Regions from separate parts of the Homo sapiens genome. Here region 1 is linked to region 2. The links are chromatin loops, found by intact Hi-C in ENCODE. Cell type or tissue: Caco-2. All regions are shown on one strand. Links, peaks and the distances in the headings refer to the core of each region. The heading gives the core; the rest is flanking DNA.

Region 1 (11,024 bases), core at 3,805-8,804, 130 kb before region 2:
GCAGGTGCAAAGGCCCCCAGGGGGCGAGCCTGGGTGGCTCAGGAGGTGCGAGAAGGTCAATCGGTGAGTGCTGGGTGAGCAGGGATGGCGAGGGGTGGGGAGGATAAAGAGGAAGTTGGGGAGCAGACCTCACAGGGCTGTGGGGGACACTGAGAGGACCACGCTTTACTCTGAGTGACATGAGAAGCCAGAGCAAGACTTTGATTTCTCTGTAAATGTTTTATTGTCAATCCAAACAAAAGTGGAGAGAACAGTAAGATCAACCCCACACACTCACCCCCCAGCCCCGTGTACGGTCCATCTGGCTTCACTGATTTCCTCCCCACTGGATGGTTTTGAAACAGATCTGGGCACCACCTCATTTCATCTGTTTACATTTTGTGAATGTCACCAAAATCAGGATTTTCTTCCAGCGTAACCTCAATACCATTATCCTGACTTCAAACATTACCAGTCATTCCTTAGTGTTACCAGAATTCCAGTCCACGTTCAGATGTCCCTCATTCTCTCAATTCATTTTCGCCTTCATTTGTTCAAACTAGGATCTAAACGAGGTTGTTTATGACAGCTGAGCTGTTCCTTAGGTCTTTTTAAATCTATGGGTTCCCCCTTCTTCTGTTTTTCTCCTTGCAGTGTGTTTGTTGAAGAAACTGGGCTGCTCATTCTCTAACGTTTCCCATATTCGTAGCACTTATCTCCTTTGAATATGCCATATAATTTATTCTTCTTATTAAAAAAAAAGTCCTCTCTCCCCTACTAGAAAGCAGTCTCCCAAGAGCAGCCTGTTGGTCTGTTTTGTTCCCTGCTGTGTGCCCAACACCAGAGCCTGGCACAGTCAATGACCCATAAAAGGATGGCTAACACTGAAAATACTGGCTATTGTTTCCCAGCGTTACAGATGAGGAAACTGAGGCTCACAGAGGTTAAGTGAACTTCAAAAGGTCATACAACCAGGAAGTGAGGAGATTGGGATTTGAACTCAATCTTTCAGGCTTAGTGATCAATTTTAACAACCATATACCACACTCTCCCGCGACCCAGCTCCCTCCTTCCCGACAGATGGCGGCTGTCTGTGAAAGGACCCAGCTCCAAAGGCAATTCCCCAGGACGCTCGGGGTCCCACTTTCCTAGGGGTGCTGGTGCCTGCTGGAAGCTGAGCCCCACTGGAGAGATGAGGCCATGCTGAGCCACCGGGGACACTAGTCCTCCATGAGACAGTCTCAGCAGCCCTGTGTGTCAAACTCCCCAGCACTGGCTTAAACTCCAGTGGCTCCCGAAGGCAAGGACCCCCAGCCCTCGCTGAGCATTTGGTTCATAGTAAGTGACCAAGAAGCTCCTGGGAGACAAGAGACCCAGCAAAAGTGGTCAAGATATCTGGACTGCACTGCTGCTAGGCCTGCCAGGCTCTGTCTCCTGCCCTCCGTGTCAGGCCCTGCCTCCAACCAACCAGCCTCCAGGTCAGCATTGCTATGTGATTCTCAGACCAGCAGCTTCCGCACACACCAGCACCTTGCTGGAAAGGCAGGTTGGAACACCCCAAGGATGTGGTACACGGAAAGACAGGGAACCATAGGTGCTGGGGTGGACCCTGCGATCTGGGCTTTCACAAGCCCCAGAGACTCTATCCGCAGAGATATTCTGGTTCTCAGTACCTTTGGGCAGAGCCTTCTTTGAGTGTTGAGGCCAGAAGGGCCAACTCCTTGGTTTATTGATTAGTAGGGACCACTGGGCTCTTTCTCAAATGGGTCTAACCATTTATCTGGGTGCAGGAATGTGGAATTTCAGTGCTGGGAACCATGTGCCTGAGCCTCATGTTGAGGTCCTCTGGGGTCCCAAGGTCTACCTGGTCTAGCATGCACTTAGAGAGGGCCCATGGGTGCCAGACACAGCAAGCAGCTTATAGCGTCTGTCCTCAAGTCACTCTGAGAAAGCCCAGGGTTAACGGCTAAGCCGGCTGCTCTCTCAGCATCCTCTCTTCCATCTTCCTGTTTATTTCATGGCTTCCATCACCACTGAAAGTTGTCACCAATTTGCCCTCTTGTTCGTCTGTCTCACCCCCCATCAAACATGCCCCTCACCCACCCAACCATGAGCTCCATGAGAATGGGGTCTCCTCACTTTGTTCCCAGCACCCAAAATAGTGTTTGGCCCATAGCAGGCACTCAAGAAATAGATGCTCAATGAATGAGTGAATGAACGAATGAATGAATGGGAACAATAAGAAGAACCCATGGAGAGAGAGAACGGGAGTGAAGGGAGATGGAGAGGTTGCGCTCTCAAGGTGGGATTTTGGAGTTTCAGACCATGGTGAGTGGAAGTGTCAGAACAGATCCCCAGGAAATACCAGGCCTCCATGCAATATTACAGGTTTTTAAATGTAGCCTTAATGTGATTTTTGCATATTGGGAATAATAAAAATGTAAGTGATGTCTGCTCAGAGCACACTCCCTGATTCAATTTCCACTCTGTTCGTGAGTATGTTGTTAAATTGTCTGGTCCCACGGGTTAACAACAATAGATTCGGAGTACGTTCAAATCAGAAGGCACAGAAGGTGATCCAGAGCAGAGCTTTCCGATCTTTTGACAGCAGCTCACAAGAAGAAATACAGTTGACATAGCGACCCAGTACCTGTGCACACCACGTACACACACACGTGAAAGTTACAGGAAACCATACCTTCCTCCGTGCAATGTACTCTGTTATTTTCTGTTGGTTCTATTTCCTTTCCTTTAAAAAATGACAGTTGCCACTTTTCAACTTGACTTCATAAGTCACTTAAGGGGTCACAGCTCACAGTTTGAAAATCAGCAGGTCCAAAGCCTGCAATTTACACATGGGGAAATGGAGGGAGACCCAAGCTGGGCCAATGACCTTGCTAAGGTCACATGGGAAGTTAGTAGAAGAGCCAGGCAAAGGAGCTTCTACTTCCAGTGGAACTTTCTTCCAGTGTAGACATCTGGAGATCTGGGAATCTAAGGATAGTAGAGAACCTTGGAATGCTGGAATTCCAGCATCATGGACAGTGATTTTGCTGTGGATGGCCCCTCTGTTCCATCAAGTGCTCACTCCTCCCCCGCCAAGCTGCCCTCTATCCTGGCACGCTGCCTGATTTTCTTCATAATGTTTATTGCTCTCCGACAACATCTAATTAGTTTGTTTCCAGGGTGTCTGTCCCACCCACCCGTACCACAAAATGCAATCTGCATGAGAGCAAGGACTTGTCTGCATTGTGCTCTGCTGTGTCCCGACACTCAAAAAGGCATCTGGCACATAGTAGATGCTCAATAAATATTTGTTAAATAACTACAAGAATAAATGGAGCAGCTGGTAGCTGGCATCCAGGTTTTGATGAAGGCACCTCTCAGACCACATCCAACCACAATTTATTAACAAGCAGAGGAAAACAGCTCCACAAGCCAGTCTGGAAGCTCCTGGACTGCCAGATCTCAGGCCCAACTGAGACTCAGAAAATGCTTTGCTTAAGAGGCTCCCTGGGGCAAAGGCCACAGTATTGCAGCAGTAGAATTTGTCCAGCATCCATGGTGGTCAGGACTTGGGCCTTTTAGGGATCAAACCCAGGGTGCCATCCCCTAGAGCAACTCTGGCCAATAGCACTCTCTATGGTAATGGAATGTTCTACTCTGTGCTGTGCCATGTGGTAGTCACCAGCCACATGTGCCAATGGAGCCCTTGAAATGCCGCTAGTGTGACTGAGGAGCTGAAGTATCCATTGAATTTTAGTTAATTGAAATTGAAGTCAAGATAACCACAGTGTGACTTGTGGCTACACATGAGACGGTGCAGCCCTAGATTCTTAAACCCTGCGGCTCCTGCAAGGGCCGGGAGCAGCTCTGACACATTCCCCCATCCACTTATCTTGGAAAGCACTGCTGCCACTGAAAACGACGCATGTCTCACGTCCACTTTGCCAAGCATCAGTCCTGACTTCCGCCCGTGACCACTTATGTCGAAAGTTCCTTGGGCCAGTTAGTGAAGCCTCTGGGGTTGACCTGGCATAAAGCTAGTGGTGCCATTGAAGATGCCACCTCTGGAGCGTGATCTTTTTGACAATCACCTCCAGAGAACGCATTCCTGATTAGAAAAACTGGCCGCCGCCAAAGTGGACATTGCAATGAACTAATACATGGATGTCCCCCTATCTATGCAGAAGTAGCAGAAACATGAAATAAATTAATATGTAATTACAGTTGCAATGGGTTGCGAAGGATGCTGGCAGCGTGAATAACAGGACAGGGTTGAGGTCAAACCCACCTTCCCTGAGCAAGTGATTTTTAACTGGAGAGTTGTCCTCTGCAGAGGGGAAAGCCAAGAGCAGGGAAATGAAGGGAAGCATTCCAGGCACAAGTAGCTGCAGGCACAGAGGTCCTGGGGTGAGCTTGGTATCTGAGGAACAGAACAAAGACCAACGTGGAAAACCAGGAAAACCAGCGAGGGGCCAGAACTTTCTGGCTATTCTGTCACAACAAGGATTTGGGATATTTTTCTCCCACCGCATTCTCTCATCCTTTCCCTGGGATGCTGGCAGGTACTGGGTTAAGCAAAGCTCCGTGGAAGCCAGAGAAGCCAGCTGATATAAAACCTTTGTATATGCTGTCTGCTATAGGATCCAATTTAGTATTGATATTCCCGTTTTAAAAAATAATAATTTCCATTAGATTGAGACCAGAATGCCCCGTGAAGCCCAGTGTGGTTTGCCAATTGATTCACAGAATGAAATCTTATCTAAAATCTTTTTATTTTATGCTATTAGGGACGCAGGAGGGAGCAGCCAAGGAAAAAAATCTCCCTGCTTGGTTAATGCACAGGGTCAGCTGGAAGTGGCCCTAGGGCCGTCTTAAAAAGACTGTCATTTGCGATTTCCCACTCTTTTGTTTCACATTACCAGTAATTGACATTTTTTTTCTTCCCTTCAAGTGGAGTTAATGGATTGACATCTTCTTGTTAGCACCTTGGATCTTTATTGAGGACTCCTTCCTGGGGCTGGCATCACCCCCAAGTGCCCTTGGGAGGCCTGGGGTGGTCCGTGTGGTTTGCCCACATTTCTCTTGGCGGCCCTTGGCAGCAGGCGGTGGGAGGGAGGTTGAGGGAAGGAGGGGGTGTGTCCCCCACCCCCAAGTCCACAGGCCACACGGCTCTGAACCTTTGGAATGGCATCTCTCACGCTGAACATACGATGACCCAGGAAAGGGCAGCCTTGAAGGGTTGCCTGCAGGAGGCCAGCCTTGTGCAGATGCGAAACTGGGCAAAGAGAGGAAAACTGTCAGCTTCGCGTAGGCGAGAAAAAAAGATGATTTTTCCCTTTCACCCCCCATTTTATTTTCCTGTAAAGATAATAAAAAGCTTTGACTTCCATTATACAAGTGACAGACTCTCACTAGAGAAAGCACAGCCGGCCACTGCCCCTGGCTCTGCTCCAGCCACAACGGCCCCTAGCTGTTTTCTGTGCACCCTTCATTTGCTGTTCCCCTTGCCTGAAACCTTCTTCCCCCAAACATTCTCACTCTCTCCTCTCCTCCCAATCTTTGCTCGAGCATCTTTTTCTCAGTAAGGCCTTCCCCACCCACACCTGCACCTGCAACCTGGCACTTCCTGTCTCCTGCCTGGCTTGATTTTGTTCTCCTAAGCACACATCAACCCCAGCCTGATGTATATTTCACTTAGTTAGATGTTCATCATCTGTCTCCACCTGCCAATTCGTTTTGCATTTTATAATTCACTGTTTTATCTTCAGTGAATAAAATAGCATCTGGAACATAGTAGATGCTCAATAAAAAATTCAATGACTAGAAGAAGAGGGCAGAAAAAAAATCACTCCCACTTCTTCATATTCAGCCTTTGGTAGTATTTGGTGCATTTGCTTCTTATCTTTTTCTATATATAGGCTTCCGTTTTTATTTCTACAGTGGAGTTCCCCATACACTGGGTTAGGCTATAAAGATAAATGCCTATGGAGAAAGCTGCAAAAATGCCCATGAAAACCTCTTATATTGCTCTTGAATGGTTTTGTCTGTACATAGAGTAGTTGGTTTGCATTTGGGAGGTATGTAGCATGGAAATTACATGTCTCGAAACACCAGAGTTGTTTGGCAGAAAGAGATGCTCTCAGGAGAGGTAGGACTCCGTGAAGGCCTCCAGATTCACACCACCCACTTCACACTCAACAAGTGACAAATAGTCATTAAACTAGAGGAACTGCCTGCACTGTTTAAGTGATTTTTTTTCTCTCTTGTTTCTTTTTAAAAACGAATATAGCTGAATTTATACATGTGTAATGTGCACAGAGGCAACTTTCCTATACGCAGCTCCAATCATACCTGTGAAAATAATTTTAATCCTGCATAATTATATTGTACTCATTTTCTACATCACTCTAAACACTTCATAAATATCTCTAACAGCTGCATTATCTGCCATCAGGGCATCCTTTCATCTACTCAGCCCATCCCCTATTCTCCTACATTGAGGTTGTTTCCAATTTTTCACAATAATAAATAACACAGAAGAAACATCATGCCCAATACTCTACTGGATTTCAGATTCCTTATTTGGGTCAAAATCAGGGAGATTTATGCAAGTGGGAGCCCAGGGAATCAGTGTCAGATTAGCAAAGTGAGTAATTGCTAGGAAGATAGTTTTGTCTTGAAAGTGAGGTCAGAGTGCAGCTGGGTGGGCTGGCGTGCACCTGCCCTCTAGTTTAGGCCAGCATTCCAGGGAGAAAGGACTCCAGAGCACACTGGAAGAGAAGCAACCTGACCACTAGGGGGAGCCAAGTGGGAGTCTGGGTTAAAGAGAGATGGTATTAACCAAGATATAAATTGGAGCAGATAAGGAGGATAATTAGGAACAGCATTAAAAATAATAGCATCAACATACATCATCAACATATGCTATTATTTTACAACCCTCGGCCCAAGGTTATGGCTCCGTGTCTGTAAAGTACCAGGCATTGTACCAGTACTATATGACCCTCATCTCTAAGCCTTTAGCAACCTTACAAGGGACAAATCACTATCCTTCCCTATTCTTGTTGCAGAAGTGGAAATTGAGGCTCAGAGAGGCTAACTGATTCACCTAGCATCACACGCAGAGCCAACATTCTAACTCAGGATATCAGACATCAAGCCTCATTTCTATTTCTATATCCTTTAAAAATCAAAATGCAGGTCAAAAAGATCCAAGGCTATGGCCAGGAAGACACAGCATTGTCTAGAGGACAAGAACGTGATGGTTAGATGAGAGTAAATGATATGAAATGCTGAGAGGTGACACGGACATGGAGGCCTCCATTCATTTGGCCAAGAGTGGTAGACTTGATGGCGTGGTCACTGCCAGGTGTGACCATGGCATGGGGTCTTGTGCCAATGCCTTCCTTCCACCTCCTCACTTTTCCCCACCCTGCTTTCTGCCCAAGAGGCTCACCTGCATGGGCTCCACCAACAGGCTCCCATGGGTGGGTGTGCTCTGGTTGCGTTTGGCCGATAGTGACCTTTAGCAGGATGGGAGGAGATACGATGCAAAGTAGAAATTTATTCCCTGTCCCTGGCCTGCAGAGCTACCTGTGATGGCTGCCTCCCTCAGCCCAAGTCATGGCTCTGTGAGGTGGCCCCCTCCACGTGGCTGTCATTCCAGGAGCACCTCTGTGTCAGAGGCACCGTCCCCATGGCTTTCCTCCACCCTGCCCATACTTTGTAAATAGAAAATCCCTTCCAGTGACTCTGTTTAGCTGTGTCCCCATATCTTCCTCAGATCCTGGCTGATAGAGACCCCCATTCATGCACATTTACTCTGTCCTCAGTTTTCTAAGGTGAGACTGCAAACCGGTGGCCCTGTTGGTTGAATTAGGCCATCACACATGCCTCGTGGTCTGTGCAGTGCTTAAAAATCCTTTCAAATTAGTTTGCAACCTTTAACCATTGGGAGAGTTAATGCAAAAAATTCTAAAATTTTGGCTTTGCTGGAAAACAAAGCAAAACAAACAAACAAAAAATGGTGGGGGCTCCCTGGCCACACGGGGCTTGCCTTCTTCTCTCAGGATCACTTTTAACCACTTGGGAAGAGCTTTGCAGCCTTCGAGGCCTTTTCAGGTACCCCCTCCCATCGACTCCTCTTCCTCATTGACGTTACCTGCCCAGCCCTGGTAAACATGGAGTTTATGACAGCCTCTCAAGCCTTCCAGATGTGGCCTCACCAGCCTTTATGGGGCTGCTTGTGAGAGAAACCAGAACTAGGAGTGGGTTCTCGGGCGGGGGCACAGCTCAGAGGGCAGTCAGTACCGAGGAAATGGAGATGCGGAGATGGCCATGAGCTTGGCGGCTGCACTGAGCTGGGGCAGCAAGGTCGCCGTTATATAGATCAGCCTGGGGAGAGAGAGACTGTGCTTTGATCGTGGGCAAGGTTAGTTAGATTTGGGAATAGCAGCCTCTGTAATTAGCCCCTGGTAAAGAGCTGAGAGGCAATATGAGAGCGTGTCCAAGAGTCCATCTCTGCGATATTGAGTTCAGATGGAACCAAGGAATTAGAAGGCTCTGGATAAAATGACCACCTCTGCCCTCCTCTCTGGGCTTTCCTCTAGAGCTCTGGGGGCAGGTAAGCGTGAGAGCATGCCCTTGACCTTCTAATGAGATGATGCTGCAAATTTCCTCCCAATTGGCTTATCAAGTTTACCAGCTCCCACTCACCCAGTGCAAGCTTTGGCCCAGAGAGAGCTCCCTTCATTGTCAACATGCCAAGAAAGCATTCTGAATGGTTCCCAACACACACGCAAATCCCAGCACAAGAGAGACGTGGAGGGCACATGGAGGAAGACAGTTTGAGGTCCTAGGATCTGTGGTCAGACTGGGAGCTGCACTGCAGGACAGGCCTCCAAAGTTGGTCACAGAGCCCCTGAGTTGGTATCCATGATCTTCTCTCTTGGAAAACTTAGAGAGAGTTCAGTTTTGCAAGCACCTGAAGGATGCTTCAGCCTTGGAGTCTGCAATACAGTAGGGTGGTCACTGTCATCAACATCAGCTGTGGGAGCCTGACAGACTTCAAACTCATCCTCGTTCCTTAAAGCCAGTGCCTTTAGCAATGTCATTAACCTGTGTGGGCTATTTCACTATCTGTAAAGCGGACGGTGGTCACAGCCACTAAGTCCTTGCTGCTCAGAGTGTGGCCTAGGGCCAGGAGCATCAGCATCCCCTGAGAACTTGTAGAACCACAGAATCTCGAACCCAGCCCCAGCCTCACTGATTCAGAATCTGTTTTCACAGGCTCTCCAGGTGGTTTTGATCAAACTCGTAGGGCTTTTGGGAGGAGTATATGCAGTTCAATAATGCAACAGTTTTGTTTGTTTGTTTGTTTGTTTGTTTTAGATAGGGTCTGGCTCTGTCACCCAGGCTGGAGTTCAGTGGCGTGATCTCACTACAACCTCCACCTCCCGGACTAAAGGGATCTTCTCACCTCAGCCTCCTGAGTAGCTGGGACTACAGGTGTGTGCACCACCATGCCTGGCTAATTTTTGTATTTTTTGTAGAGATGGGGTTTCACCATGTTGCCCAGACTGGTCTTGAACTCCTGAGCTCAAGCAATTCGCTGCCTTGGCCTCCCAATGTTGGGATTATAGCTGTGAGCCACCATGCCCAGCCAATCCAACACATATTTCTTGAGCACTTACTATGTGCCAGGCTTGGTTGCAAATGCTGGGAGTACAGCACTGAACATGGCAGATGAATCCCAGCCCTCAAGGAATTTACTTTCTAATGGGGTGTATTAGTCCATCCTCATGCTGCTAATAAAGACATACCCAAGACTGGGTAATTTATAAAGGAAAGAGGTTTAATGGACTCACAGTTCCACATGACTAGGGAGGCCTCACAATCATGGCGGAAGATGAAGGAAAAGCAAAAGGACTTTTTACATGGTGGTGGGCAAGAGAGCATGTGCAGGGAACGCCCCTTGGTAAAACCATCACATCTCACGAGACTTAATTACTATCACAAGAACAGCACAGGAAAGACCCGCCCCCATGATTCAATCACCTCCCACTGGGTCCCTCCCACAACACATAGGAATTGTGGGAGCTACAGTTCAAGATGAGCCAAACCATATCATAGGGAGAGACAGACAAACAAGAGACAGACAAACGGACAAGATGAAAATATAAAATACAGGAAATGGGGGATGGTGCTCAGTGGGAAGGAGAAAAATAAAGCAGTGCTTCCAGGTGGGACCCGGCAGGGAGAAGGACTATAATGGCAAGTAGAATGACAAGAAGGTGACATTTGAACAGTCACCTGAGGAAGGTGAGGAAAAGTATATTCCAGGTGACCAGAACAGCACAGACGAAGTCCCTGCAGCAGAAGTATGCCTGCTGTGTTGGAAAGATCTGTCAGGATGTCAGTGTGGCTGGAATAAAGTGAGTCAGCAGAAGTGCTGGAAGGTGAGGTCAGGGAGAAGTAAGAGCAAGGGCGGATGATGCACAGCTTTAGAAGCTGCTGAGGGTCCTGGCTTGTCCTCCAGTTCCTGATGCCCAGGAATGGGCAGGGACCCACTGGAGAGGGGCTGGAAGCAGTGGCTGGCACGTGGTAAGTTCAGGGACCAGCATTATTGTAATCGTTGCTGTTATCCAAAGCTGATAGAAACAGGTTGGACTCACCCTTGAGGTTTCAGCTTAGGTGTCCCTTCTCCAGGATTGCTGACACCCCAGGCTGGAGGGGGTGCAGACCTGAGAGCACCTCAGCCTTCTGAAAGCTCCTGGGTGAGGCTGGGATGGGGAGCTGGCCAGCCCTATTCACGATCGTATCTCAGAGCACAACACTGTACTTGGCATCTAGTAGTTGCTCAATAAATACCTGTCAATTAGAGGAATGAATACATACAAAGACTTGGGGGTGTCGGGTGGGGGACGTGCTCAGGAAAGGTGGGGAAGTGGCTGGGAGGAGTGACAGGAGTATTGTTAGAAGTAAACACCTGAGCTTTGTCCATTCAAGGTGCCCTCTGGAGCCTGACGCCCAGGAACGAA
Region 2 (11,024 bases), core at 3,779-8,778:
AGCCAGGATGGTCTCAATCTCCTGACCTCGTGATGCGCCCACCTCAGCCTCCCAAAGTGCTGGGATTACAGGCGTGAGCCACCTCGCCCAGCCAGGACTCACTTCTTAATTCCATCACATTGGCCATTAAGTTTCAACTCCTGAATTTTGGAGGGGACACATTCAAACCACAGCACATGTCTACCAGTAAGTATCAAAGCAGTAAAATGTTTCAAACATAGCTTCCTGATCACCAAATCATCAGGAAAGTTTTCAACAAATAATTGGTTTGTCTGTGGCAACACAGCCACATCTGATTGCATGTCCCTTTCATTGCTCCTTAGTGTACTTTTCTAAATGTGATTCTGATGTTCTCTCAGTGGTAGTTGACATGCTGCTTTTCCTGCATGGTGTTTTGATGGAGATGCTAACTCTAATTTGGGGGATACAAATATCAGTTTTTCTTTGTAAATATTCATCTGATAATTGTGAGAAATGTGCCTTCTATGAAGTTTGAGTATTAAAAACAAAGTCATTTTATTGGAAAACTACTTACTGAAGAGACATTTGAAGCATCCCTGTATTTGTCTGCTTGGGTTAGGAAGGACGTGAGATTTCTCTCTCTCTGTCTCTCTCTCTCTCTTTTTTTTTTTTTAATGTTTGCAAAAAGCCCCTGCCCATCCCCACATACACACTGTATCATAAACTGCCTTTTTTGTAAAGACTCATGAGAAAATTTCTCTCCTGTATCAATATCAGGCAAAACTCTGATTTGCCCAAGTCATTTGGTTTCTTTCTCATAGAAGAATTAAGAATCATGAACACTGGCTGGGCACAGTGGCTCACGCCTGTAATCCCAGCACTTTGGGAGGCCGAGGCAGGCGGATCACCTGAGGTTGGGAGTTCGAGACCAGCCTGACCAACATGGAGAAACCCCGCCTCTACTAAAAATACAAAAATTAACTGGTCATGGTGGTGCATGCCTGTAATCCCAGGTACTCGGGAGGCTGAGGCAAGAGAATCGCTTGATCCCAGGAGGCAGAGGTTGCAGTGAGCCGAGATTGCATCACTGCACTCTAGCCTGGGCAACGAGAGTGAAACTCTGCCTCAGGAAAAAAAAAAAAAAAAGAATCATGAACACTATGGAGCACTTTGAAATCCATGATTCTTAATCTTGACTCTGCAGAGCTTTGGGGGTTCCTTCAAGACCTTTACACATACCTACAGGAGAAAGGGGTGAGGCATAAGGCTGTGGCTGGGAACCCTCACCTCCTTTTTCCATACTGAACTTCTATACATACTAGATTTTAAACAAAGGAAAGTTTGAAAGCCACTGATGTAACTGATCACATTTCTGTCCTTGCAGTGGCTGCCTGGAAGCTCAGCATCTAATTCTCAGTTCTCCACTGACAAGTGTCCAGGACCTTCTAGCTCACATTTTGTGTGCAAACCTTACCTTGACTTTCTTTTGTTTTCTTTCCTGTTTCCCTGTTGTCTGCTTTTCTTGTTTTCTTTATTCTGCTGCCATATATATGGTTTTATATGTTGCCTCAAATCCTTTTTGGAAAGAGCCAAGGTTTAAGTGAATGTATTTTAAAAAATTGAATGCTTTTTCTGTAGAGGTGACCTTTGCAGGTGGGAAAGGAATATGTTTAGAAAAAAGGCATGATTTGTAGAATTCACATGTGTGTTTGTAGGATATGTATATACATATCCTACAATGAATATACATACATTGGATATATTGTGAGGTTCATAGTTTTCAAAATTAATGTGTTTTTCTGGCTTTAGAGGGCATTTACTTGGAAGACTGGAGTGGGGGAAATGTGTTTTACTCCAAGGTAGGCATGACTGTGGACTACACCACAAAGAATCTGCTGTATGGCTTAGCACTTTCAAATTTTGTTTGGGATCATTTTGCTGGTTGTTATCAAATGAGGACAAATACTTAACAAAGAGATAGCAAGGGAAGAAAGAGACAGAAAGGGGGTGCTTCTACATAGGAAGGTGGCTGAATTTTCAGGGTCTTGAATTAGCATTGGGGGCTTAAGTCCTATCAGCTTCTGCTCATCTGCTGTGACTCTGTGGTCAAGGTCTCACTCTCCCAAAGATAGGGATTCTCTTCCTCTGCTGTATATTGGAATCACCTAGGGAGCTTTAAAAAAGGATGATGCCGGCCAAGCACAGTGGCTCACGCCTGTAATCCTAGCACTTTGGGAGGCCAAGATGGGTGGGTCACCTGAGGTCAGGAGTTCAAGAGCAGCCTGGCCAACATGAAGAAACCTTGTCTCCACTAAAAATACAAAACTTAGCTGGGCGTGGTGGCACATGCCTGTAATCCCAGCTACTTGGGAGGCTGAGGCAGGAGAATTGCTTGAATCCAGGAGGTGAAGGTTGCAGTGAGCCAAGATCACACCATTGCACTCCAGCCTGGGCGACAGAGTAAGGCTCCTTCTCAAAAAAAAAAAAAAAAAAAAAAAGGCAGATGCCACAGTTCCACCCCAGAGTCTGGTTTAATTGGTCTAGGATGGGGACTCAGCATGGAGATTTTTAAAAGCTCTCCCTGGAGATTCTGTGCACCCAGAGTTGAGAATCACAGCGCTAAGAGAAGGAAAAATAAAATTAATAAGCACCTGCCTCCTGCTTATCTCTCAGGGTCGTTGGGGTGTGTCTGTAATTTATGAAATAATGGGCCAGATTCTGGGGAAGGAATAAAATGGTATGAAGGAAATAGATTAACCCTTTGCATTCTATAGGGTACCTTTGGTTAACAAGTGTTCAAGATTTTTCCCCATGAGCCACAGGAAGAAACATTTCACATCCTGACCAAAGATATAGATATAGATATGGATATAGATATAGATACAGATACATGTGTGTATATATATATGTATGTATGTATACGTATATATGATATACGTATACATATATACATATATATCTCTCCATTGTAAATTGAAAATATCCTAAGTTCAAAATGCATTTAATACGCCTAACCTACTGAACATCATAGCTCAGCCTAACCTACCTTAAATGCACTCAGAACACTTGCATTACCTCGCAGTTGGGCAAAATCATCTAATACAAAGCCTATTTTATAATACAGTTTTGAATATCTCATGAAATTTATCAAATATTTTGCTGAAAGTGAAAAATAGAATGGTTGTATGGGTATCTCAATTGTGGTTTCTACTGAATACACATCACTTTCACATCGTCATAAAGTCAAAAAAATCATTAAGTGAAACCATCATAAATTGGGGACCATATGTATACATTTAACTATATATAGGGGATCATATGTATATATGTAACTATATATGTATAGGTATGTATATATATTCTTACTGCATACAATTCACTTGATATTTCCTATTCCAGTCTATTCCTTTAGGAAAAAAAAATTAAGGTTCACAGGCCAAGACAAATTAAACACCTCTGAAGGTCATTAAGATGCTCAATTTATAATGACTTGGAGCACTTAGCAAAGATACTATGGGAAGTGAAGCTGTGTGTACAGTAATAATATTTGTTGAGCAATTGCTAGTGCCAGCTGCAGTCATAGTAGAAAGTGTTTTATGAGCATGAGCTCCATGAATTTTCACAATAATAGTATAAGATGAGTACTGTTATTTTCACTTTAGTGATGAGAAAATCAAGGCCAAGTACATATGTACATTCTGCCTCTAGAAGACAGAAGCAGAGCCATCTCCAAGCCTACTGCGGCAGGCCCAGAGAAGAGAACAACCATGTTTACTGAATACATTTGCTTCTGTCTGAAGTTTGGGGAGTAGAAAGCGGAGTAAGCTATGACCAGAGGTGGGTCTGGGAATGGTGAGGCCTGATACATGTATAATTTGCAGCCCCTATTCAAGAAAAAGAGTACAAAATTATGAGTCCAAGATTAGATAAGAAAATGATTATTTCTTTAAATTAAGAAAAGAAATCACAACAAATTCAAATTTTAAGAAGCTGAAAATTACCACAAACATCACAAAATTCCCAACTCAACTTTCCTCCAAAATGCCAGCAGCCACCTGACACCACCCTACTCAAGGGCAAGTTGGGGGTGGGGAATCGGAGTGGAAAGACAGCGGTGTCTACGGCCTGCAGCCAAATGTCCAAAGCAAAGGACTTTTGTAAACTTTACATCAACAAGCCACCATCTGAACACTTTTCTAAGTCCCCTTAGAAAGGGGTCCAAGCAAGTCAGGGGCCCAAGAACTTAACCTTCATCAGCTCCTGTAAACTTACAACTGGAATTGAAGACTGTTACGGCTCAAGAGCAACGGCTTTGGAGTCAGCCAGGCCTGAATTTCATTCCTGGCTCAGCCACTTTCTGCCTTCTTTGAGCTTGGACCTGCTCATTTGTGAAATGAGTGTGCTGACAGCAGCTACCTTGGGGTCTCTCTTGGGGATTACATGAGATAAGGAAGAGTTGGGCATTGGATGAGCTTAAGGTTGCAAATAAAAATATAGGACCCCCGGTTACATTGGAATTTCGGAGACAAAAGAAATACTTTTTAAATATAAGTACGTACAACCAATCGCATAAGACATATACTGCAACTGATTCCTCGTTTCTCTGAAATTCAAATTCACCTGGGTGCCCTGTCTTTTACTGCACTTAAGAAATGACAGTGGTTGATATTGCTTTTGGATTGAAGCATCCTGGGTGTCCCACGGTGGAATTCATAGACATTAGAGAGTGGGTGACGGGCTAGGAAAGGCTGCATAGACTCCAATTAACACAGTTCATTGCCAGGGAGACTAAAAGGGGGGTGGCTATGAGAGGATGGAGTAAGTGGGGTGCCTTGATTTGGGCATGTAGGTGGAGGGGGCTATACCTCTCACTTTCACTAAACCAGTTAAGCTCTTGAGACCTCAGTTTCCTTAGCTGTAAAATGGGTGAAACATAGGGGAGACCCCTGAACCGTTCTCACCTAAATACCACACCAATGGCACTTCCTCATAATTCAGATGTCACCTCCTCAGAGAGGTCTTCCCTGACTGCTCTAGCTAAAATTACCGCCTCTCCTCCACTCCCCAACAGCAGATACATATATTATTTTTCTCCCTGTAACTCTAACTTTCTGAAACTGTCTTGCTTCTTTACTTGGTTATTTGTTTATGGTTTGCCTCTCCATGTGAATGCAAGTTCCGGGAGGGCAGAAAACTAGTCTGTCTTGTTCTAGCTGAGTCTCTCAGGAGTGGTACCTGGCACAGTAGATGCTCAATATATTTTGAATGAATGAATGGGTGGTTGAGTGAACGAATGTTAGTGTCACTATTGAGGTCCTCTCCGAGCCGTCGTTCCTTTCACAGGGGTCATGCCTGGGTTGCAGGGAGGATGTGCTGCCCCGGGGAGGGAGGAGGTGCGGGGTGTCGGTGGGTGGGGAGGAGGCTGGGCCCTGGCCTCCAGGACCGGCGAGAGTGAGCGCGCTCTGCTCGGCTGCAGGCTCAGGAAGCGGCGCGGCGGCACGTGCTGGGCCAGAGCCCCGCGCCCTGCGTCCAGCCGCCGGGTGTGTGCGCCCGCGTAGCCCAGCGTCGCGCCTCGGCGCCCCCACGCGCCCACGCAGCGGCGCGGGGACCCGGGCGGGGGCAGAGGGAGGGCCCGGCCCAGGGAGGAGAAGGGGCCGGTCCTCCCGGCGCAGGCAGCAGCCGCGGCAGCCCAGGAGGCGGAGGCAGCGGCAACGGCAGAGACAGCAACGTGCCCGCCGCAGTCAGCCCGGCCTCGTCGGACCCGCACCGGCCCGCCCGCCCGCCCGCACCGCGTCGGGGCGCCCTCTCCACTGCGCGCGGTGAGTACCGCCAGCGGCGCCCACCCCAGGCCGCCCGCCGGGATTCGCCGGGCGGGGGGAGTTGTTCACCGGGACCCCCTCGCCCTGCGCCTCTTTCTGGCACTCGCCAAGCGGGGCCTCCGCAGCTGTCGGGACGTTCTGGGGCGCACGGGCCTCCCAGGGCCAGGAAGGCACAAGGGCAGAGGGGACAGCAGCAGAGCCCCCCTCTGGAAAGGCTCTCCCAGGCTCGGGGCCCCAGTTTCCCCATGCGCTTTGGGGCAACGACCCTGAAGTTTGCTCTCCCGCGCGCGGGACAAGTGCATGGCGCGCAGGCGGTGTAGACGCGGCTGGGTCCTTGGCGTTTTGTTCGATTATGGTCCCGGCGGTTCGCGATAAGGGGCGCTCCCCCAGTCCGCAAACTCAAGCCCTCAGGTAGTGTTTATGGGATAACCAAGAAGCAGAGCCAACCGCTGGAATCCCGGCTTGGGGCTGGAACGGCCCGCTGAGACTTTGCCTTCTAGCTATTGATATATTTCTTTTCAAAAGTCCGTTTGCGCTCGGCCCGCTCTGGTTCAGGTCTGGGGCTTTGAACCGGGGCAGGGAATCCTGGCGCCTGCTGCGGGTAGAGTTGAAACTTAGAAAAGTTTACATCCGAAGGGTGTTTAGAAGGCGGCAAGGATTTCGTTGTAATGGGAGAAAGTGGGAAATGGAATTGTTTTTTAGTCATGAAGTCTGGAGGTTAAACGGCCGTGCTGGCCCAGGCTCCTTCAATATATTCCTGCCTGCCTCCCCCCCAGCAATAAATAGTTTATAAGCTCAAGGAATACTAGGAAAGCGTGACTGGTGAACGTACTCCTATCGCAAAAGACTCAGTGCGCTTTTCTCAGCTGTTGAACTGGAAGCGCCTTTTGCAGTGCGAGGTTCCTGCTTCCCCGAAGCCGAGGCTGAGAGTTGACAGCGTGCACCCTGCCGCGGTCTGAATTCTTTTTAAAAAGCAAGACCGATGCTGCGTTTTTATGGATACCCTTTTCTTTTCTTTCCCCTTCCCCGAAATGCTATGTAATCTTCAATTACTTTTTAAAATATAACGTGGAGGTATAAATCACCCCGGTAAGAGGTACCTTTTAATTACGAGGTGCAGTGGAAGAGCTGAACATTGGAATCTAGCTGTTAGCGAGGGCGGAGGGGCAGGAGGATGATTTACAAACATCATGTAAGAATTTGAGCACTGAATTATGTTTGAGTTAGGGAGATCCCTTACAAAGGAAATTATAACCAGTGGACAATTGTATTTCAAACCGAATCTATTAATTTCATGAGCCGTTTCTTGATTGAGTGAAATGTCTGTGACCATAATAGATACAGAACTAGTAAGCACCTTACCAGACTATGACCCATTTGTTAGCAACTAACATACACATGTAACCATCCTGCTTACAAAAAAAAAAAGAGGTACACAAAGAAAGAGTGGGAGGAGAGAACCTCTTTTTCAAAATAATCTTTGTGAAAGAATCTTTCACAATTTTACTCGATAAATAAATGTTCATTTTTTCCACTTGTCTTTCTTCATCACCTTAAGCCCCTTCATCCTTTACATATCTTTGCATTTAGACACTCTCACACTTGGGTAAGTTCTTCTATAATTTATATAACAAATAACAAATGATAGTGGTTTGAATCTTGCTTTTGACTAAGCATTAAATTGTGTTTGTATTAAAAAAAATCTCCTTGCCTTCGTAGCAAACTCTTAACTTTTGCCATTGTGAAAAGACCAATGTGGTTAGATGCAAAAGAGCCTGAACTTTTTTTTACTTTAAAGCAGTTTATATGTCCCCATTCTCTTGTAACTTCAGCTTCACAATATCATTCACTATTTTATCTGAAAGGAATTGGCATTTTTCTTTTCTGTCTTAAAATAGCTCACCTGGTGTTGTGACCATGTGTATGAGAATACTCTATAAACACACAAATCACTTCCCCAATATCAGAAAAACTAAAGGAAATATAAAATAAAATAAAAAGATGTGTATCTCAATACTTTAGGATTTTTTTAAAAAGTTTTCATCACGTAAGTTTTAGAATCTTCTTTTCATGTCTTTTGTTTTGCATTAAACACATCATAAAGAGGTATGATTTGTTGACTTGTTATAGGATTACCATTTGGCAAAAACGCCCAAGACACGCTGTTTCAAATATGTGGTATTACTTCTGCTTTAAATTGCGTGTAAGAGATTGCAAACCTTGTTCCAGATGGATAAATTGATAAAATGCTAGCTGCTGTTGGGAGAATGGAAAAGCCCTCAGCAAAAAGGCTCTGTGGTGTAGCTAAGTACATTTTGAATTAGGGTGAGCAAGCTATGGAGACCCCAGCCGTTTGTGAAAAAATATACACAGTCCAAGCACGTCCACTTTAAGACGTTGTTGGATCCTCCGTGACAAGATGACTCCTTTCCCACAAAGAAGAAACCGTTTCCTTATTTTTTCAGTTACTTTTCCAAAGACAACTTGCATCGGGCGCAAGAGAGCAGAGTTATGCAGAAATCCAACCGTAACCAGCTCAGAGCGAGGACTCATTCTCTCTCCTTCCACCAGATGTTTTTTAGGTGTCCTCAGCTGGAATGCCCAGTTTGAAACTAATTAGGCCAGCAGTAAACTCCTTGTATAATAAAATCGCAGGCCGTAATGGTGAATAAGTGAGGTTCCCAGCCGCTTATGACAGATGCCTTTCTGGGCAGAGAGAGAAGAGAGCCTGTGGCTGTCAGGAGAAAATGAAGGGAGTGGAGGTGCCTTCTTTAGACACATGCCTTTCCTAAGTATCCACGCACATGATCGCAGAGCGGAGGAGTGGAAGTTGCGACTGGGGTAGAGTTTTGTCTTTGCTGGGCAGGCCTCCTTCATACAAAGATGCTTGGGGGAGAATCAATTATAAGTATTAGGCAGTGTCTTCAGGTCTTAGGTGTATGCTGTGTGTGTGTGTGCAAAGGCTTGGGGAGAAGGATTGGTGTCACGTGCGGGGCAGTGTAAAAAACTTAACTGCTTCCCACCTGGGCACAAAATGAAAAGAAAGACTGCCTGGCCTGACATAAATTCCTTGGGAGAGAGGAGAACCTGCTCCCCCAGAGACTTTTGATAAAGGGAGAATTCGCCTAATGATGTGGTTCCCCTTATCTGTGAGGTTTGTGAGGGTGAAGGAGTTGGTTAGTCTGTTACCTCCAAAGGCTGGACTTTCTGACTAAGACTGGGTTTTGTTGGTGGAAGGAACCGGGTTTTTTGGGTTTTTGTGTTGGTTTTTTTTTTTTTTGGTTGTTTTTGTTTTTGTTTTTTTTAGCTAACTGTTCTGAAAAAGGAGTTGGTAGACTGTGCTCAAAAGGAATCTCTTTACAAAGAATTAATCCCAGAGTTAAGAAAACACAGCCTGTTGACAGAAAACACACACACACACACACACACACACACACCACAATTCTTCACTCACTCCCAACCCTCTTCCCTGATCTCCATCCCCCAATGTCATAACAGCTTCCTGAATGGCCCACTTCTCCCCACTATCATTTGTGGCAGTTCAAACAGTCCTAAACATACAAAACAAAAAGAAGATTCTGGTAAGAAAACAATTAGCAGAGAATTCGCTGGAGACAATGCTTCGTTTTCACTGTTTGAAGATCGTAACTGGCCTAATGGTGTTTGACTAACACCCTTTTCTAGTCGGAGGAGGATAAACACCCCCTCCGTCAGGTGGTAAATACTTGAAGTGACAGTAACTGAGGCTGCAGACCCACTTGTGTTATTGTAAATGAATCAGAGGGGCAAGACCTTGTTCTTTACGGCGTGTGATTTAAAATCAGTTTTAAGGTACCTGCCAGGTGTATTTAGAGGAAAAGGCATGAAGGAAGCCACAGGCTTATACATTCATTTTTAGTGCATATTTCTTTTTGTTCATTTTCATCCTATTGAGTTCCTTTGTCATTTCTCTGACTTGCAAATTATACCCTTCTGTTTAATAGTAATGATGAAAATAGCTGCTGTTTATTGAGAACTGGTATACCAGGCCTGCAGTCAGCTCTTCACGTGTATTTTTAAAGTGGATTCTTGCCGCAACCCCTTGAGTATTATTATCATTATTTCAACTTTGTTAACAAGGAAACTGAGTCGCAGGTCAAATGACCGACACAGGGCCAGACTGAGTGAAAATGAAATCTACGCTTTTGCTTCTCTGCAAAGTATGCCTTATCCATGTGCAATACAAGCTTTGGCTCAAAACATTTCTGCTATCATTTCCTTTGGAGGAAGATGCTGAATTTGGATGGTTTTAAATGCACAGAACACAGTTATTTTCTGAACCTGCCCTGACGTTTTTTGCCACTGTCGTTTGAAATGGGGAAACAAAATCATATTAAATATTCAGGAACACAAATACAAACCTCTGTGAGCCATGACCCTTAACCGGTTGGGTATGGTTCTGTAAAGGAAAATGACGGTTTATTTAAGGGCTAATTTGATTTATTCCTTCGATACTAACACTACGCATTTCAGGTCCTAAAAAGAGTCAATAAATTTACCGGCAGTGGAGAGGCCCTAAAACATTACGGTAGGCGCAGCCCAAGTCAAGTTTACCGGAAGGTGCTGGATCGCTATGGGTGGGTGTTGTTTCGGGTTAGATTTTAAACATTTGGAGAGCAAAGAATAATTTGGAACAGGTGGTGCCGAGAGTCAGGTAGCTGGAATGATTTATCTTTGCCTCTTTGAACGTTAAGGGAGGCCACTGGTTGCCTGAATCTGGAACCAGCAGGCTGCGGGTCAGTGGGGGCTGAGAGACTCGTCTTTGGGACAAACTTTGGCAGGATCCAGGGGCTTCGTCAGCGCTGTCATCGCCTTTGGATGATAGTAGTCAGAACACAGTTGTGCCTGCTCGTGCATTTTTGAAAAGTCTGCCTCTGCCTTCAGATATATGCAGAAATCTAAAACAGGAACTTAGACGCGCCGCAATGCCAATTTAAACATCTTTAAAAATGAACAAAGTATGTAATAGAGGTTAGAAACTCTTTTGTCATTTGGTATCAATAGTGTTGTGTCAGTAACATGAAAATGTGTGTAATTTCAATGGCATTGCACTTTCTTCTTCTTTTTTCCTTTTGAGTATCTAGTAAAGTTACATTTTTTAAAAGTCTGTGTTCCCAGATGTAATAGATACGAACGTATCTACTTGCAGTCATTCAGAGGAGAATTGTCAACTCTCTGCTAATGTAACTAAAGGAAAAATGATAA

The links. A loop is a pair of places that touch in the nucleus more often than their neighbours do. Peaks named below come from ENCODE experiments on the same cell type or tissue, not always from the same donor. Only the 100,000 strongest peaks of a DNase experiment are listed, where the experiment ranks them.
Region 1: a loop joins it to region 2, with 2.2 times the contacts of the local background. A loop is called at or near these places in 3 of 110 quality-filtered maps.

The regions. Positions count from the first base shown.
Region 1 is chr20:46,760,565-46,771,588 of GRCh38, forward strand. It overlaps LOC124904919 (a long non-coding RNA gene), which reads right to left and starts at 10,806. Exons shown (of 2, transcript XR_007067617.1): 1 at 10,659-10,806; 2 at 4,739-5,260. In Caco-2, for the core only: CTCF peaks have their summits at 6,799 (motif pointing right) and 7,026; a DNase peak (open chromatin) is centred at 6,777.
Region 2 is chr20:46,889,208-46,900,231 of GRCh38, forward strand. It overlaps EYA2 (EYA transcriptional coactivator and phosphatase 2), which reads left to right and starts at 5,636. Exons shown (of 16, transcript NM_005244.5): 1 at 5,636-5,780. In Caco-2, for the core only: no CTCF peak of the experiment used is centred there; DNase peaks (open chromatin) are centred at 5,352 and 6,241; H3K4me3 peaks cover 215 bases; H3K27me3 peaks cover 961 bases.